Regions from separate parts of the Homo sapiens genome. Here region 2 is linked to region 1. Evidence: read pairs that join two places in POLR2A ChIA-PET (ENCODE). Cell type or tissue: OCI-LY7. All regions are shown on one strand. Links, peaks and the distances in the headings refer to the core of each region. The heading gives the core; the rest is flanking DNA. Region 1 overlaps IUR1 (imatinib upregulated ABL suppressing lncRNA 1). Region 2 overlaps FCHSD2 (FCH and double SH3 domains 2).

Evidence for each region. ChIA-PET counts read pairs that join two places held together with the same protein. Peaks named below come from ENCODE experiments on the same cell type or tissue, not always from the same donor. Only the 100,000 strongest peaks of a DNase experiment are listed, where the experiment ranks them.
Region 2: POLR2A ChIA-PET joins it to region 1 with 5 read pairs; 2 of 35 experiments call an interaction of 5 or more read pairs at or near these places.

The regions. Positions count from the first base shown.
Region 1 is chr11:73,157,696-73,167,812 of GRCh38, forward strand. IUR1 (imatinib upregulated ABL suppressing lncRNA 1) reads right to left here. Exons shown (of 4, transcript XR_950294.3): 2 at 7,012-7,075; 3 at 4,845-4,976; 4 at 1-318. Among named protein-coding and RNA genes, the nearest start is that of IUR1, 20 kb to the right of the region's middle. RefSeq lists an enhancer at 1-151. In OCI-LY7, for the core only: no CTCF peak of the experiment used is centred there; a DNase peak (open chromatin) is centred at 4,796.
Region 2 is chr11:73,006,093-73,016,209 of GRCh38, forward strand. It overlaps FCHSD2 (FCH and double SH3 domains 2), which reads right to left. Exons shown (of 20, transcript NM_014824.3): 4 at 9,717-9,793. Among named protein-coding and RNA genes, the nearest start is that of FCHSD2, 130 kb to the right of the region's middle. In OCI-LY7, for the core only: no CTCF peak of the experiment used is centred there; a DNase peak (open chromatin) is centred at 4,089.

The DNA.
Region 1 (10,117 bases), core at 3,354-5,853:
CCAGAGGCAAACATGCCTGGAATCCTGGGTGTTGCTGAGCCAAAGAAGCTGGGAGGCCAGCAGAGGGTGAACCAGAAGAGGTGGCCTCGGCCCGGGTCCTAACTTCACCAAGGTCAGCTGGACTTGCCTTTCCCCAGAGGCTAGTGTTCAGGCCTATGGTGTGCAAGCTCTGGTTCCCCCAACTTGTCACTCACTTCTGCTTCCTTCTGGGCAGTCAGCTGCAGAGCTGTTACAGGGCCTCAGGGAGAACACTTGATCTCTTGATTCATTCAGCCAGTTCTTTCTGTGCTTTCCGTGGTCCAGGTGAGCTGCTGGGCCCTAAGGATACAGAATAGAAAGGAGGCAACCCTGGAGGGGCTCAGATCTGTTGGGTTGGGGGGGGTGGTGGGAAGATGGGAACACAGACAGTGATAACACCTTGAGATCACTTTGGAAGAAGAAGAAGTATGGGCCTGAGGGAGCTCAGAGGGTCCCCATCTCCCAGGATTGCCACAAGGGCCAGCTGATTATCTATGAACAAAAATGTAAGCTGCCCAGCTAGGGGACCAGCTCTGGGTATAACTAAGTTGTGATTATCAGTCCTTTCTAGAGCCATGCCTTTTCCTTTAGCGTGATTTCTGAAAGATAACATCTCAGAAGTGGAATACAAGGTAAGATTATCTTTTCAGCTGCTGACTTATCAACTACCAGAAAAAAATGCCCAGTTTGCACTGACAGCTCTGTCCCTGTCTCCTTCTCCCCATCCTATCCCTTCCAATCCCTCCAGGCAAATCCACACTATCATATTACAGATAAAGACTCAAGGTCCAGAGGGGCAGGTCCAGCCCAGGTCGGCTCTGAGCTATCCGCGACCTGCAGATTCCCAGATGGTTGAAACCACAGGAAGGACGCTCCCAGGCCTGCCTATCAGAGGAAGAGGGCTAGGGCATGGAGTGGGCAGAGGGCAGGAGTCCAGCCCCACACTGGGCCCCATCACAATTGACACTGTAGCTTAAACCCGATCTGTCCCACTCACTCCCCAGGATTGACTGGCCTTTCAGCCCAGGATTTCTCAAACTGGGCTCTTCAGTTTCATGAGTTTCCAGCCTTATTCATGGATGTCTGCAGATATGCTACCTGAATTTTTTAAGTTTTGTACGTTCACTTTAATGATAATCTAAACACATTCATATGAAAATATTCTGGCTTGACTGGAATGCACAGCATCTTATGAAAGAGGCTGCTCTAAGCGTCAGTGTCCATATCCGGATTTATCAGCAGACTAGTTCCAAAGAATCTAAGGGAACCACATTTAACATCAATGCAGTGTCTCAAGCTGACTTAATCAAGTTTGAGACTCATTGCTCTAGCTAAAATGCTTATTTCCTTCCTGTAAGATCCTGGGTAGAGAAAGAAGGATCTCAGTTGGGATCAGAGGCCTGGGTTCTAATTTTGTCTCTGCTTCTAACTCACTGAATAGCCACAGACAATTCCCTATCTGTGTCTTGTTCTAGATCTCAGTGTATTCATTTGTAAAATGGGAAGTTTGAGTTAGACTATCCCTATGGTCCCTTTGGGCTCTCACATGCCAGGATTCCAAATTGTGATTGAGCTGCCCTCTCACAGCCACCCCTGCCCACCCCACACCCCCACACCATCCCCACTGAGGCCCAGTGCTGCCGGGGGCTCCTGGGTTGAAAAGTAGAGCCTCCAGGAGGGCGGGTGTCAGGCAGATGTAAAGGGGGTGGCCTGAGTGGGATTGAAGGTCATCAGGAAGAAAGCCACCAGGCCAAAGAGAGTACTTACACCCAGCCAGGCTGTCAGCTGAGACCTACCTCCCCAGGCCAGGAGGGCTCCTCCCAGGATAGTGGGGGATCAGGGAACCCACCCCTCACCTGTGTGGGATTCTCCTCTAAGATTCACTGTCAGCCATCCACCCTCCTACCCCATAGCGCTGCCAGGAACCTAGAGCAACCTTCTCCTATAACCCCCTCCCCCATTCCAGCTCACACTGGGGTCTCAGGGAACAGGGCCCCCAGTCAATGCCAGAACAACCCCACTGACTAGACCTTCCTCAGCTCCCATCCTTTGGGCCTGCCTAACTCCTATAGATTACCTAGAATTCAGATTAGGAGTTCCCTCTGTCAGGAAGCTCTCCCAGATCCCCCATTCCAGGCAGGCTCAGGACCTTTATCCAACCTGCCATCTGTACTATCCTCTGTCCCTGCACTGATCCATCTTAACTGTTTTCTGTTGATCTCTCCCTCCTGGCTCCCAGCTGCCTTTGTTAATTCAGACATTGTGGACATGACATCTTTCTCGCTTTGCTGGGAAATGATTTGAAGCTCTGTCCCTTGGCCAAGAAATTCTAGACCTGGAAAAGCACCTGGAGTAGTAGGAAGTTTTCTCCTGACCTCAGGGCTCAGACATGCCTGCCCTCCAAGTCGATGCTCAGCAGCACCGGGGGCAGGCTTTTCCTGCAAAGGACAGTTTGCTGAACAGATAAACTAATCTGGGCACCCTACATCCAGGCCTATCAGTTTGTCCTATCTTGTCGTTCTCTACCCTACGGAGTCTTGTGGGGACACAGGCCAGAGGAGTGATGTCACATGGGAGGACAGGGCAGGATGGGAGGGAGGAATGGGACTAAGGAAATGCTTGGGGAGTAGGTGGGGTGTCCCCATCACATCTAGGTGGAGGTGGCTATGTCTTCATCTGGGTGTGAGACCATCCTAGCTCTCAGTATCCTGGTCCCCACCCTAGCCCAGTTGAGGAGCCTTCAGAGGCCAGAGGTCATATGTCATCACCTCCCAGAGAAACCCTGCCTAGCCCCAAAGTTGTCTGTTCCCAGCATACCAGCCCAGGAGAGAGAGAGCATGGGGCAGTGAGTCACCAAAGTATATGACTTTGGGCATATCACACTCCCGTCTGTACGATGAAGAGGTGGACTCTGTAAACACTAAGGGCTCGTCTGGTCAGGACAGTCTGTAGGCAGATGAAGTGGAAGAGACTGCTCCTGTGTGCAGGTGCTGGCTGGGTGCTCCCGTGTCTCTCGTCCCATCTAACTGCTCGGCCAAGGAGGGAGAAAGCTCCATGGAAAGCTTTGCCTCTGCTTGAGGCAGAGAAAGGTGGCATGGGCATTGTGTGTATGTGATAAAAATATACGCGGAATATAAAAATTACAATTTTAACTATTTTAGATGTACAATGATGTACAATGCAGTGTCATTAAGTACATACACAATGTTGTGCTCCACTATCCATTTCCAAAGCTTTTTTTTTTGAGACGGAGTCTTGCTCAGTTGCACAGGCTGGAGTGCAATGGCATGATGGCTCACTGCAACCTCCGCCTCCCAGGTTCAAGCAATTCTTCTGCCTCAGCCTCCTGAGTAGCTGGAATTACAGGCACCCGCCATCATGCCCCTCTAATTTTTTTGTATTTTTGTAGAGATGGGTTTCACCATGTTGGTCAAGCTGGTCTTGAACTCCTGACTTCAGGTGATCTGCCCTCCTCAGCCTCCCAAAGTGGTGGGATTACAGGTGTAAGCCACTGCGCCCAGCCCATTTCCAAAGCTTTTCATCATCCCAAACAGAAACTCTGTAATTATTAAACATTAACTCCCCATTCCCCTTCCTCCTACCCCTGATAATCCTCTTATTCTGCTTTTGGTCTATGAATTTGCCTTTTCTAGGTACCTCATATAAGTGGGATCATACAATACTTGTTTTTTGTGTGTATCTGGCTTCTTTCATAATGTTTTCAGGATTCATCCATGTTGTACATGTGTCAGTACTGCATTCCTTTTTAAAAGTTGAATAATATTTCACCTTATGGGTATACATTTTGTTTAGCCATTCATCTGTTGATGGACAATTGGGTTATTTCCACTTTTTGGCTATTGAGAATAATCCTGCTGTGAACATTGGTATATAAGTATCTGCTTAAGTCTCTGCTTTCCATTTTGGGGGATATAGACCTAGAAGGGAAATTGCTGGATCAACTTGGTAGCTCAATGTTTCACTTCTAAAGGAACCAACAAACTGTTTTCCACAGTGGTTACACCATTTTACATTTCTATGAGCAGTGCACTAGGGTTCCAATTTTCCTACATCCTTGCAAACACTTGTAATTTTCCTTTTAACAAAAAGTTATATCCATCATAATGGGTGTGAAGTGGTATCTCATTGTGGTTGGCCTGGAGATTTTTTTTCAAAAAACATATTTGACCAGGTGCAGTGGTTCGTGCCTGTAATCCCAATGCTTTGGGAGTCCAAGGCAGAGGATTGCTTTAGCTCAGGAGTTCGAGACCAGCCTAAGCAGACTCCTGTCTATACAACAACAACAACAAAATAATTTAAGAAAAAATTAGCCAGGCACAGTGGTGCACATTTGTAGTTCCAGCTTCTTGGGAGGCTGAGGATCACTTGAGCCCAGAAGTTCAAAGCTGTAGTAAGCTATGATTACACCACTACACTCCAGCCTGGATGACAGAGCAAGACCCTGTCTCTAAATAAAAAACAAAGCAAAACAAAACAAAACAAAAACCGTATTTTAGCTGCAGGGTTCTTTAATCAGAGGAAAAGTTACCCAAAGACTGCATGAAGGCTTTGGTGAGGAGTTGATAGTGGTTAACTGGAGGCAAGAAGGGCAGGTAAGGTCGCATGGGGCTGATAACTATGCACGTGCGTGTGCGTGCATGCGTGTATGTGTATTGAGGGGGTGCTCGTGTGTAGAGGGCACTTTCTCTTGGTCTCCCTCTCCCTGACTTGCCCCACACAGAGGTCTTTTCTGAGGAACCCAGTGGCATAGTATAAAAGTCCCTGACTAATGGTCACTGAAGTCACTTCCTTTCTGGGATACTTACCGGGAGGAGGCCATGTGTAACAGGGGCAGGAAGCTTCTCTATTTCGTCGTTAGGGGAGGACTTAGCAAGTCACCTTGGAGGAGGCCCTCTCTGTTCTGTCCACCACTTGAGTTTATCAGATGTAAGTAGCACCTGGGAGACAAAACAGGACCTTTTGTGGCCCAACAAAGGCTGCCTCTCCTAACATCAAATGGGATGCAGAGCTGAAGAAAAAGGCAACATATTTGGGAGGAGTGAGACGTTGACAAAGGAGCCCCAGGGCACAAATGGAAGAAGGTCCAGTCACTTTCCTTGTGAGGTTCAAAGTTATCTGGCTGCTAAGATGACCATCCCCAGTGAGCCCCACTTGTTGGAAGGAAAGAACCCCTGAGCCCCCAGTGGTGTAGGAAGGAGCCTTGGACTGGTGGCCAGGCTTAACTCTGGGGCTGAGGACCTAGAAGCCCCTCTGGACCTTCCTCCTGGTGAAACTTGCTGGAGCTCAGGAGTGTGAATGAAAGCTTGGATTTGGGGGTCATGTGTTCACAGCTGCTGGGACTCTGAACAGTAAGATGGAGCAAGACTGGGACTCAAGAGTGCCTTTGTTGGAAAGGAGCTAGTGTAGTCCCTGTGGGTTTTGAGCACTCCTGTGACATGGGGGAAGGCCTCCAGAGGGCCAGATTGAACTTCCTGCTGATAAAATCTTGTGGAGCTCAAGCAATTAATGGGGAAAAAATTTGGCCATAGTTTTTACCTTAAGCTGGTGGAGGGACCACACAAGTTACATGCAGTTCTCAAGTTATTTGGTTCTCTAGTTCCAGAGGTGGGGCAGGATGAGGGGGACCAGGAAAGTATATTATTCCTTTTTGCACCCAAGCCAGCTCAAGACAACCCTGGGGAATGGGAGGGAAAGTCTCTGGGCCTCTTTCCTTACTTAGGTTTCCTTCGTGGGTCCCCTTCAAGAGCCGCTCCTCATCTTCAGGATTCCACCATGGCCCCTTGCCTATGTCTACAGCCCATGATAGTACTCAAGTACTCAGGCTATTTCCTGTTCACTGTCCCTACAAAGCTTATCCAGCCTGGGTCCAGGTTCCTCTGTTCCCCATTAGGAGCACTGAGCTCAGCTAATAGACCAAATTGACCGAAGGAGCTGGTGACAACAGTTGGTTAATCCAGCCACTAAGGGCTTCACATGCATCCCTTCCCTGACTCCATTCACATTTCACCAAGGATCACAGTTACTCCAAAGGCACAACAATCTGAGCAAAAGGTTGCTGGAATGTGCTGCTTCAACAGCCTTTCAGCTCTGTTGTGCAAAGAAGGTGTAATTCTACTGGTGGAATTTTAGGCACTTTGAAAGAATGTTTGGGATATAGTTTCTTGCAAATAGGCAACCTTTGCTCACCCACAGAGAAGACAGCATTTTCTGCCTACACATGAGGGAGCCTACGTGAGGCCCAGCTCCAGTTGTGACCTTCAGTTCCACTCCCTAGGCCAAGATGCTAAATTCAGATCACCCATTAGTTCAGAAGCAGGTTAGACCAGTCACCATAAGCATGTGCCTGGGCAACCAATCTTGTTTATGCAAAAGGAGTCTTTAGTCTGCAATGTTTTGCACACCCAGCACACAAATGAAAACAGTTCTTGACTACACTTGGAAGGAAAAGAAAGAAAAGCAGGATAAAGGGCAAGATAAGAGAAGATAGCAAGTGCCAAGGAACTGAATCCTATCAGCCACCAAACCTTCATTTAAGCAGCCTGCTCATCTATGACCTACATTTATGAATTCTTTCTTGCAACCAACCAATCAACCTTCATTCAACTAATCAATGAATGAACCAGTCTTCATTCAGTCAAGCATTCTGTATTTATTAGGACTACTAATTTCATTCATTCATTCACTTTCTCTAACAAATCAACCTTCATTCAACCAGCAAATAATAAGTAGCTATTCACTCTTCATTTATTCAACTAAGTATTCCAAATAGCAAAGCTCAGGGCTGCAAGAGACCTCAAAGACCTCAAAGTTCAACCCACTGCAACCTTATAGGAATTCTGTCCATTACAACCTTGCCAAAATACACAGCTCATTACCTTCAAAGGTTGCCTGGTCTGTTATGGAGCAGCTCTGACTGTGAGAAAAATATTTTAAAAGCTGAAATGGAGTCTGCCCTCCTTGTAACATCCATACCTGGTTCTGATACTTCCTTCCAGGCCACCCGGAATAGCTCAGCTTCTGTGCTTGGAGACCTTGTCTGCAGGCAAAGGTGGAGATTATGTCCTCTGTGGCCCCTTCTCTCCCTCCCCTGTCCCTGTGAGTGATGTTCCCTTGTTGTTCCAGTCTCTCTTCTCTGGTCAGGAAGGTACCACTCAATCCAGGGCTTTCTCCTGGTTTGGGATTTGGAATGGGAGCCCACATTCTAAGTGTAATGTGGCAAGGGGACAGTCACCCCCAGTTCTGAATGGACTAAGCTCCAGAGTGTTTGTCATGACAGCCATTTTGCTCAAGGGCTCTCCCCTCACCCTGTTCCACAACCCTCCACCTCCCTTATCTACAGCTGAACGCCTCAGAGCAGCTAAGCTATGGACTTGCTGGAGATTTCAGAGCTGGTTCAACCCAAAAAGCTTGGGGCCCAAACTGGAAGACAGGGATTAAGTTGGGCCAGCCATTCATTCCTCTGAGGAATTTGAACCTGAGATCTGAGGAGGAAGCTAAGCTGTTGGAAACAGGAGATGAGGCAGGAAGACTCAGAAAAGAGGGAGTGGGTAGCTGCCTGAGTCAGTGCAGGCTATGAGAAAGCAGAAGCTGAGCTAGGGCAAGGGACAGGAGGGATCCACTGCATCTGTAGGGTTGTGGGAGCAAGTGACAGCAAAAAATGACCAATTTAAGCAGAAAAATAATGTGTTAAAAGGACTCTGGGTAATTTGCATAAACTGATCTCCAGTTAAGGGGTGATTTAGCAGTGTGGTATATATTTGGTTCTGAAGAATTATAACACACGACAGGAAAAAAATATGTTTCAGAAAATGTAGGTAATTCTGTAAAGTGATGAATATGTTAATTAGCTTGATTGTGGTAAGCATTTCACAATGTATACCTATGTAAAAATATCACATTGTACACCTTGATTATATATACATTTTATTTCTCAATTATACCTCAGTAAAGCTGGAAAAAATATGACTTCAAATTAATATTTTTCCTTCTGGGTACATAATTTAAAAAATTATTTGATATTATAATTATAAATACATACAATATACAAAATTTTACAATATAAAATTATATATTTTATATTGTATATTTATAATTTTTATGTTGTATATTTTATAATTTTTACAATATAAAAATCATTTTATATTGTAATTTGACATCTATGTAATGTACAATGATTTAAAAATCAAGTCATTTTTCTCATATATAACAAAAATTCAGATCTGAAATTATATAATGATACTACCATAATCACAAGAAAATTTACAATTTCCTCCATGCCTTCTAAGGAAAATATACCTAGGTAGGTTGCAGGTTTTTGGTTTGCTGAGAACGAAGTCTTGTTCAGGGTCAGGGTGATGGCCTTTCCTATGCTAGATCACAGCCTTATATATCACGGGTAAGGAAGAGAACCCCAGAGCTAATTGTGCTATAAAAAAAGTAGTGTGGGGAGAGGGCAGGAAAGGTGGAGGTGGGGTTCACTGGTGAGGAGAGGAGCCTGGGGTTGCTTGAGAGGAGAGAGAGTTGCTGTGGACTGTTTGATGTAAAACACTACTCCATCTCTAGACAGGAATCTACAATACAATAACCATTCCTCACTAAGGCCTTGAGGTAAAGATTTACTTTGGGGCAATTCTAAGAGAAATGTTGAGTCTTGCTCTTTGGCGAGGGGTATAAATGGAGGCACACACCTAGGCTGCATTTTAGGATCCTGCCCAAGGGTTTTTTGTTTTTTTTTGTTTTTTTTTTTGAGACAGAGTCTCACTCTGTCACCCAGGCTGGAGTGCAATGGTGCAATCTTGGCTCACTGCAACCTCTGCCTCTGGGGTTCTAGCCATCCTGGTGCTTCAGCCTCCCAAGTATCTGGGATTACAGGCGTGTGCCACCATGCCCAGCTATTTTTTGTATTTTTAGTAGGGACGGGGTTTCACCATGTTGGCCAGGCTGGTCTCGAACTCCTGACCTCAAATGATCCACCTGCCTCAGTCTCCCAAAGTGCTGGGATTATGGGATTATAGGTGTGACCCACCGTGCCCAGCTCCTGCCCAGGTTTTTTGATGGGCCATTCAATTCTCAGCTGAAACTGGGTATTAATCATTACCCTATGTAAAGAACCAAAGGTGAGCCTCCCTCTCCATCACTGCCAAATTACCAGGGCAGGCGATCCAGCTGAAACAGAGATGGTGTTGGAATGTTTCCCCAAAGCCAGGGGGAAGTTATATCTTTGAGGTCAGCATTCTGACCTAAGAATGAATTTTTCAGAAGGTATATTAATCAGGATTCTTTGGGCTGCAAATCATGGAAATTCATCTCTAGTGTGTTAAGGAAATAAAATAAAGCCCAACCATAAAAGGGGAGTTTGGAATTATTGGCTCACATAAATATGAAAACCAGGAGTATGGCTAGCTTCAGGAATGGCTAGATCCAGGCACACAAGTCAAGTCACCAGGAATCTATCTCCATCTCACCACTCTTTCTTCCTCTGTGTTGGCTTCCCTCTCAAGTTACTCTCCCCATGTAGTAGAAAAGTGACTTCCAAGAGTTGCATCTTGACATCATCAGCCCTGCTAGAAAATGTTGACCTTCCCAGTAGTTCTGGGGAAAGTACCAGTCTCATGTAGCTAACTGGATTATTTCCCCAACTCTGGAGTTGGGAATGTGGGGTCCGCCACATAGGAATTCCTTGAACTGAGAGTAGAGATGGGAAAGTCTCTCAAAGGAAATCAAGGTGCTGATAGCAGAAATGAGAGTGGCAAGACAGCAGTCAGTGAAAAATGAGGCCATGTACCCTGTGCAGTGAGCTCAGGGACTGATGTCAAAAAAACCCCAAACTTCCTTATGTGACCCAGGCTGGAAACTGATATTTAATCCAGCCTTGAAGGACACGTGATTTATTAAGAAACCAGTGTCTCCAGGAAGGGGTGAGGTGGACTGAGGCAGATACCCTGGGCTGATTTGGGTCCCCACTCCCTCTCCTTTTGGCCTTAGCTATGGAGACAGGATTTCCTGGAGCTGGACCTGCTGCTGCAGGGCTGGCTACCAGACAAGCACTGAAACCCTAGGTCAAGGCCACATGCTACCA
Region 2 (10,117 bases), core at 2,827-5,326, 150 kb before region 1:
ATAGTATCTCACTTTGTTGCTTAATCTGCATCTTGAACTCCTGGCTTTGAGCCATCCTCCTGCCTTAGCCTCCTAAAGTTCTGGGATTACATACATGAACCACTACTCTCAGCCCAATTCCTGAATTTTTAATTCCTGCCCAGACACCTTCCCTAAACCCTAACTGCCTGTTCAACATATCCAACTTGGATATTTAGTAGGCACCTTTACACCTAACATGTACAAAACTAAATTCTTGATTTCCCTAAAATCTGTTCTGGCAATCTATCTATTCCATCTCACTGACAGCAACTCAAACCTTCTAGTAGTTGGCTCAAACCCAAAGCCCTGGAATCATCATTGATTCCTCATTTGTCTATCATATCTGCTCCATCAAGAAATCCTGTTTGCTAGACTTAAAAAATACCATGGAATTTAATTACTGCCAGTCTCCTCCACTGTGACTACCCCGCTTTGAGCCACCCTCACCTTATGCCTAGATTACTGCAACAGTCTCCTACCTGCCCTCTCTGCTTCTGCCTTGTCCCCCAACACCTGTGCTCTGCACATTACAGCAATTGCTGCGCAATCACTTCTTGGCCCTCTGTATTCTCCCTACTATGCTTACTGCTCTTACCGCCAATTGGCATATATGTTTAATTATTCACTTGTTTACTGTTTGTCTTCCCTCATTAGAATGTAGGCTCCATGCAGCAGAAGCTCTGTTTCATTCACTGTTGTATGTTCGGCACAGGGTATGGCATAGCAGGCACTCAATACATATTTACTGGAGGAGGAGAGGAAGGAATGATGGAGCCTAGATTTGAAACCAAATGTGTCTGGCTCCCAAACCTCTGTCTTTTGCTGACACAAGATTGTTCTTAGTCTCAGTAACAATGCTGAACATTAAAAAGGGCCTCTTCATTCTGATATAGTTTATACCAAGACTTATGTATCCTAAGTCCTTTGTACACATCATCTACTATTTTTGTCTCCTATCTTCTGTACCATTATTTTCTTATCATTTTTGTTAAAAGGACTAACCTTTTAAACTAAAATATATGTATCTTACGATTTTATATCACTATTCTAACTGAAAAATACTTGCCATAATAATTAGGTTATAACTAGTAAAATACAAAACCATTCATCCATATACCACCTAAGTTCATGCTGTGAACGATTTCTTTTATGAATATCATATAAGATATCTAGGAAAACCTAGAAAACTTTACCAGAAGAAATTTCTCATTAAGAAATAAATCAAGGCTGGGCACAGTGGCTCACGCATGTAATCCCAGCATTTTGGGAGGCTGAGGCAGAAGGATTGCTTGAGGCCAGGAGTTTGAGATCAGCCTGGGCAATATAACAAAACCTCATCTCTACAAAAAAAATTTTAAAATTAGCCAAGCATGGTGGTAGTGGTGGCTATGCAGGAGGTGATGTGGAAGGATCACTTGGATCCAAGAGTTTGAGGCTACAGTGAGCCACTTCACTCCAGCTTGGGTGCAAAAGTGAGACCCTGTTTTGAAAGAAAGGAAAGAAGAAAGAAAAAAGGGGGGAAAAAGAGAAAGGAAAAGAAAAGAAAGAAATCAAGAAATTCTTAACAAGATCTTAAGTGTGGAAGAGGTCACACAAAGCTACAAATGTGGTAAAACTGCACAGAACTCAATATGCACACACATACACACAAATGAATGTGTATAAAACTAACGAATTCTGAATTAAGTTGGATGACTGTATCAGTATCAATTTCTTGGTTGTGATATTGTACTACAGTTATGCAAGATATTACCACTGGGAGAACTGGGTGGGGAATGTAAGAGCACTCTTTGTATTTATTATTTCTGACGACTATGTGTGGCTACAATTATCTCAAAGTAAAAAGTGTTTAAGATATAACAAACAAAACCACAGGTCTTCCCTAGGCTTAGAAATACACCTTTCTACTGGCATCACATCTCAAGACAACTCAGGACAATGTGATTAAGGGCTGGCTGCAGTGCCTCACGCCTGTAGCACTTTGAGAGGCTGAGGCAGGCAGATCACTTGAGGCCAGGAGTTTGCGACCAGCCTGGCCAACATAGTAAAACCCCATCTCTACTAAAAATACAAAAATTAGCAGGGCATGGTGATGCACACCTGTAATCCCAGCTACTCAGGAGGCTGAGGCACAAGAATTGCTTGAACCCAGGAGGCAGACATTGCAGTGGGCCAAGACTGTACCACTGCACTCCAGCCTGGGCGACAGACCGAGACTGTCTCAAAACAAAGAAAAGAAAATGTGATTAAGTTCATAACCTAAGAATAATTTATATAATAACTAGTAACAAGAAGAATGGTGTTTTAATAAATGTTCATACATGGTTGTTATTGGTAGTAGAAAGGGAGAATATCCTAAGCCTGGGTAACAGAAATAAAGACAAGGAAAAAGACTGCTTTCAGTCCAGTGGAGGTGTTGATAAGAACTGAAACACAACTGCAACTGAGGTGCCCAAAGGTTGGAAAACCAAGGATGAAAGCAGAAATGGCCAGAGGTAAGTAGAGAGATAATTTGGTGCCAGGTTTCTTCATGGTTTTGAATATCATGAAAAGAAATTTAAATTTATCCCATCGGCAAGGAAAAACAATAGAAGATTTTCAAGCAGGGGAGTGACAGTAGGCCTGTTTTACAAAGATATAAAGATATAGTTTGTGTCATTATAGCAGATGGAATTGTGAAAGAAATCACATGCAAACAAGCAGCTACTTAACATTTCAGATATGAAGAGATCTACAAAGAAGGTAAAATTAGAGGCAGCTTTTTGTTTCCCAAGTTGAAAAGTTAATAAAAATATATTATTATTACCAGTTCATAGTCAAGATTTAAAGACAAGAATATAAATAAGCTTACTTAAAAGTCATTAGAGAGCTGAGGGATTTTTGAGAAGCATTTACATAGAAAGGAATGAAAACCTGTTCTCAAATTTAAAAAAAAAAAAGGTCCAAGAGAAAGTAGTGTTACAAAAGTCTAATGCAAATTGAGGTTTTAATGACATTAAATGCTGCATGTATCATCAGATAGGCAAACAATTTAAAAGACTGATTACATGCACTGTTGGTAAAAAATAAAAACAAAGGGACAATTTAAAATCATACTACAGGCTGGGTGTGGTGGCTCACGCCTGTAATCCCAGCAGTTTGGGAGGCTGAGGTGGGCTGATCACTTGAGATCAAAGAGTTTGAGACCAGCCTGGCCAACATGGTGAAACTCCATCTCTACTAAAAATACAAAAATTAGCCAGGTGTGGTGGCGTACACCTGTAATCCCAGTTGCTCGGGAGGCTGAGGCATGAGAATCACTTGAACCTGGGAGGTGGAGGTTGCAGTGAGCCAAGATCATGCCACCACACTCCAGCCTGGGTGATGGAGTGAGAAGTGTCTCAAAAAACAAAGTCATACTAGAAAAAATTAAATATATTTATACAGTTTATGGGGAACAACTTCCAATATTAATATTTTAGGGCCAGTCTAGTAGTGATGAATTCCCTAACCTTTTGCTTGTCTGGGAAAGAATTTACTTCTCCTTCATTTATGAAGGATAATTTTGCTGAATACAGTACCCTTGGTTGGTAGTTTTTTTTTTCTTTCAGTACTTTGAATATATCATACCATTCTCTCTTGGCCTGTAAAGGTTTCTGCTGAGAAATCTGCTAGTAGTCTCATAGCAGTTCCTTGACAGGTTACTGCATGCTTTTTTTCTTGCTGTTTTTTGAATTCTCTCTTTGTCTTTGATGTTAGATAGTTTGACTATAATGTACCATGGAGAATGCCTTTTTGCATTTCATCTGCCTGGGGGGGTCTCAGAGCCTCCAGTATCTGGATGTCTAAATCTCGTTAGACTTGGGAAGTTTTTGTCTATTATTTCATCAAATAGATTTTTCTAACCTTCCCTTCCCTCTTTGCCATCTGGGAAACCAATAATATGTGTATTTGGTCACTTTATGTTGTCCCATATATCACAAAGGCTTTGTTAATTCTTTCTTATTTTTCTTCTTTTTGACTGCTTGGGTTATTTCATAGGACCTGTCTTCAAGTTTTGAGATCTTCTCTTTTGCTTGATCTAGTCTATTGTTGAAGCTTTCAAATGTATTTTGTATTTCATTCAATGAATTCTTCCATTACAGAATTTCTGTTTGGTTCTTTTTTATATCTCTCTTTGGTAAATTTCTCATTCATATCCTGAATTGTTTTTCTGATTTCTCTGTACTGTTTTTCAGAATTTTCTTGTATCTCATTGAGCTTCTTTAATATCAACATTTTGAATTCTTTTTCCAGGATTTTGTAAATTTGTTTTTTATTGGGATCTGTTACTAGAGAATTATGTTATTCCTTTGGAGTTATATTTCCTTGCTTTTTCATGTTTCCTACATTGATAACTGCACATCTGATGTGATAGTCACTTCTTCCAGTTTTTTGAATTTGCTTCTGTAGGGAATGTTTTCCTGAAGATAGATCTATGGTGTTGTTTGGTAGGGCCCTTTGGCCTTGATTCTGGGTGCTTGCAGTGGTACGGTATCTGTACGATTTCTTTGGCTATGAACAGTGTCAGTGGTGTTTGTAATTTATTCAGTGGTTTCAGGTGCAGTTATTAGTGGGGCCTGTGGTAAAGTTTTGCTGAGGACTGGGGCACCAGGTAGGCCAGTCTTTGAGCCCCAGTAGAGGCAGTGGTGAGTTGGCACTAGTAGTCCAGGTGGGCCAATTCTTGGCCTTCAGGTGGCTTACTCAGATGCTGGTAGTGGCAGCAGTGAGCTGGGTGGGTGGGCAGATTCTTGGGCCTCTGGGCAGCTGGCATAAAACAGCAGTGGCAGTGATGGGATAATCTTCTGGGTCTTGAGCAGTGTATGCTGGTGTTGGTGGTGGCTGTGAGGGGGTGGGCAGCTCAGTCTCCAAGCCTGCAGGTGCCATGTGCAGGTAGGTGTCAGCTGTGATTGTAGTGGCAGGGGTGGGTAGAACCAACCTCAGGCCCCCTAGAGGAGTATTCAGGTGCCAATGGTGGTAGAATGTGCTGGGCAATCTCCTGGACCCTAGCCTGTGTGCTCTGGCATGGAGTAGGGATATGAAGTCAGGCTGGGGTGGCTTGCCCTCAGGCTCTCAACAATATGTGCAGGTGCCAGCCATGGTAGGCAGGGGCAGGCTGATCCCTAGGCCACTGGCAGAATGCTCAGGTGGGAGGCAGTAGTGGCTGCACTGCTGCCCTGCCACTGGAAAAGGGAGGGCTACCTTCTGAGCTGGAAGCCTAGGCTAGCAGGTGGGGAACATGTGCACCACCTAGGCTAGCAGGTGGGGAATACTTGCCCCAGCACCACTCGCTCCCCAGCAGCACTTACACTGCTAACCTAACAGTGTTAACCCACAGCTTGGCCCCAAGGGCAGCAGCTCACACTTCTCTTGTGGTTTAGCCCTAGTGATGCTGGACCCCAGGACAGTGCACAGTCTGTTGGGGGCAGGGCTCTAAAATAGTGCCTTGCTGCAGTTGCTTAGTTCTCAGAGCGTGTGTGGGACCCAGCATGAGCTCCCTTCTTGGTGTAGTGCCATCACACAATCTCCTGGCAGCTCCCTATCTTAGTTTCAAGGCCCAGGAAGGTTGAAGGGCTCTTCCATGGCCAGCACTACAGAAGTCTACAGTGGGAATGTGGACCAATGGGGGTCTCTCTTGGCTCCTGACTAATCCCACCTGAACAGGCTACCTTGTTTCCCTTTCCTTTTTAACTTTAGGTATTTCCTGTCACTTTTCTGTTGAATTCCAGTGTTCTCTTGGATGATCTAGTCAACATGTGATTATTCACTCACTAGTTTGGTTCTTCTTAGTGGAGGAGGTACGAAGTGCCCCTAGTCAGCCACCTTGAAGACCCTCCCTCCAATATCAACATTTTAAATATATAAACCCTTTGATCCAGCATTTCTCCCTCTAAGAATTTACCCTACAGATACACTTTCAGTGTACAAAAATATACTTATGTTCATACAGAACTTATTCACTGCATTATTTGAAATACTAATAAACTAAATAACTACAAATAGGGATGTGGATAACAAAAGTATAGTTCATCAATACTATGGCACTAAAGCAGGCATTAAAAAGAATGAGGGACCAGAACATACTGACATGAAGGGATTTCTAAAATAGACTCCTTAAGTGTGTGGGCGGGGAGCAAGGGTGTTACAGACTGCATGTATATAATAATTGCAGTTCTGTTAGAAACAACAAAACTATGTATGCCCATGTGTGAATCACACAGAAAAAAATGTGAAAGAAAAGACCACACACTTGTAATAGCAATTACCCTAGGGGAGCAGAAATGTGAATGGAAGATGCTTGGGAAATGATATTCTTTATACTCCTGTACTGTTTACCTACTTGATAAAAAACATGTATTACTTGGATAAGAATTTAAAACTACCAATGCAAATATAAATACGAAAAAGTTAAATGGAAAATTTTAAATAACAAAACTAAAATAAGCTCCAAATAAACAAAAACACTGGCAATTGTTCTCAGCCTCAATCCTGATCTTTCTATTGTCTTTTTCACAATAGCACCACCATCCTCTCAGTTGCCTAAATGAAAACACCTGGGAGTCATTGTATAATTCTTCATCTCTCTCCCCCTGCTTCATTCATTCAGTCAGTAAATATTTATCAAGTGCTTTCAATGTTGCAAGAGCTATTTTAAATATGAAGAAAACTGTTTATATATGTAATTTGTCTCAGAACAAATTTGACAAACACAAAAAACAAAACTCTGCCAAATCATTTGCAAGTCCTCTGGCTTAAGTCTTCTAAATATCTCTGAAATCTTCCCTACAACTTGATTTCTGCTACAATTTCCTTGGTTCAAATATGAGATGATGAGGAATTAAATTCCTGCCATTCTATCCTTTCTGAAGTCTTCCTCACACCCCTCGAATCCACCTTTACACTATCATTAAAGTAAAGATGATAATATGATTCCTCTCATGGAAACATTTCAACACCTCCATTACGTTCTGAATAAAAAAGCAAACTCTATACTGTGATATGTAAAGTCCTTTTATGATGCCTACCTATGATGTATCCTTAATCTCCACCACTCCAGTTAACCTCTAACCCACATACTTCACAGCAACCCTACTGAACTGTTACCTAACAGTCACATTTTCTCATGCTCCATGCCTGGAAGGGGTTATTTTCACTTAGAATTTCTTTTACCAAACTGTCTGCCTGGAAAACTCCTGCACATTCTTTAAGACCTGGCTCTACAAGCCCAGGTTTTCTTCTATGGCTCCAGTGCCCCTCTCCTACTACCCAATTCTGCAACTATTTATAGTGGCTATCTCCTGTATGCTTACAAAGGACAGACAACATATCTTCTAGCCTCTCTAATCCTAAGGTCTACTTTAACCGCTGACATGTAGTAGGTATTTCATATGTATCCTATGAATAAGAAAGAAAGAATAAATGTGTGTTTAAATAGCTATCTGACCTTGAGTAAGACATATAACCTGAGACCTGGTTTCCTATAGTATAAAATGAGAATTATTATATCTACCTCACAGAGCTGTTCTGATAATCATGGGAAATGAGTTCTTAGCACAGTGTCTGCCACATAGTAAATATTTTGTATATCTTGGCTTGCAATACTTTTTTAAATTAGGGTTTATAAGCTAGCCTAGGAGCATAGCTTTTTAATCCTTATTTCTTTGGTAACCTGAATCCTGAATTTTAAATAAACTTGGAATATAACTCCTGGCCTCAAGCAATCCTCCCATCTTAGCCTCCTAAAGCACTGGGATTGCAGGCATGAGCCACCATGCCCAGCCTAACTATCTATAAGTTGGATCCTTCTTTACTGCAAGCAATCTTCTTCTTAGGCTGATTTCCTTATACCAGCAACACTGAACATCCCATGCTCACTGTCACCTCAAGGTTTTGTTCTACTTGCCTCTCTTGCCTAGAATTTCATCTCTCCTCTCTTCCTCCTTAGCTGAATTTTGCAGATACAGAAAATCCTTAAGAAAATCTGTGTGGTTTCTTTTTTTTTTTTTTTTTTTTTTTGGGAGACAGAGTCTCACTCTGTCACCCAGGCTGGAGGGTAGTGGTGCATTCATAGCTCACTGCAGCCTTCAACTCCTGGGCTCAAGCGATCGTCCTGCCTTAGCCTCCTGAGTAGCTGGGACTACATGCACGTACCACCACACCCAGCTAATGTATTTTTTTGTAGAGATGGAGTATCACTATACTGCCCAGTCTAGTCTTGAACTACTTGCCTCAAGTGATCCTTCCACCTCGGCCTCCCAAAGTGCTAGGATTACAGGCATGAAGAAAATCTATTAATATTTTTATTTCCTGTTTTGCTTTAATATGCTCTATTGCAATCATACTGTTCTATTATTTATTGCTCTCAAGACACCTTCCATGATATCAGTAGGCCACTGTGAAGAATTATTAGGGCTTCTTATCATATATCCTTCAGTTTTCTAGCTTCATTGCCACATTCTTAAGAAATCATCTGATGTCAATCATCACTGACAATTCAACAGCTTGATTTCGTATTCAGACTCTAAACCATGCGCTTCAATACTAAGTTCTCAATTACCCTGGATTCTCTGCTATTGTTTGAAGGGTATTTGGTCATAATCCTAACCAGACTGCAAGCTCTGAGGTCACTGACTTCTGGGTCCTTCAACACAAAGGACAACTCCTGAGCGTAAAAGATAATAAATACTTCCAAATTGACCTCAAAAAAGAAATCAAATTCTTTTTTTTTTTGAGCTGGAGTCTCACTCTGTCGCCCAGGCTGGAGTGCAGTGACATGATTTCGGCTCAATGCAACCTCTGCCTCCCAGGTTCAAGCAATCCTCCTGCCTCAGCCTCCTAAGTAGCTGCGATTACAGGTGCCCGCCACCACACCTGGCTAATTTTTATATTTTTAGTAGAGACAGGGTTTCACCATGTTGGTCAGGCTGGTCTTGAACTCCTGATCTCAGGTGATCCACCTGCCTTGGCCTCCCCAAGTGCTGGGATTACAGGCGTAAGCCACTGCCCCTGGCCAAAAGAAACCAAATTCTAAACAAACATATACTTTTAAGATATCAGTAGGTCACTGAGGACACAATCTGTATTCCATTCTCATCCACCTTCATTACAATTCGTATGTGGGATATTAACTAGCCACGTCTAAATCTTTTGTTTATATTCAAAAATACAAACACATATATTTTTCTAAAATAAGTATTATGCTAAAAAGAAGCTCCTTTCCTTACAATACATTAGAAAGTTTCCCCCCTAGTCTCACAAAAACCCCATCTTTCCATATTTAGAATTTATTTCAAAAGTATCAGTGAAGATGGCAGAACATATACAATCTTGTTTCATCACCGTCACAATAATGTGTTTCATCATAGGTCACTCAGCAATTTGTGTTCCATTGTCACCTGCCTTCTTTAAGTTTCAATTGGGGGTATAATTAATTATATAAAATATAATCTTGGCTTATATAAGACATGAAAATGATCTATTTTATATAGATTACAATCTATTTTAGATTATTTAATGTTATAAAACATTAAAATTTTGATAATTTTGAAATTATATCCGAAAACACAGCAGAGGAAAGAAGTAATTCTTTTAAAAACTAGAGTGTTACATTATCTATATGTAACATAGCTTTAAGTAAAACCGTTTCTAAAGAAAATAGGCAAAAACTACTAATTTACCTGTAATCATTCCGATCATCAGCTTTTACTCCAGGCCAATCTCTCTTCAGGTATTGACTAGCCAACTTCTGCATACCCTGTTAAAAAATACATATTTTTTCTAAAATAAATATTATGCCATAAAGGAAGCTCTTTTCCTTAAAATACATGACTTAGAAAATCTCATTTTTCCAAATGTAAATTTAATTCAGAAGTGAAAAAAAACAATGATAGGCTGCACGTGGTGGCTTACACCTATAATCCTGGCACTTTGGGAGGCCAAGGTAGACAGATCACTTGAGGTCAGGAGTTTGAGACCAGCTTGGCCAACATGGTGAAAATCTATCTCTACCAAAAATACAAAAATTAGCCGGGTGTGGTAGCATGCGCCTGTAGTCCCAGCTACTTGGGAGGCTGAGGCA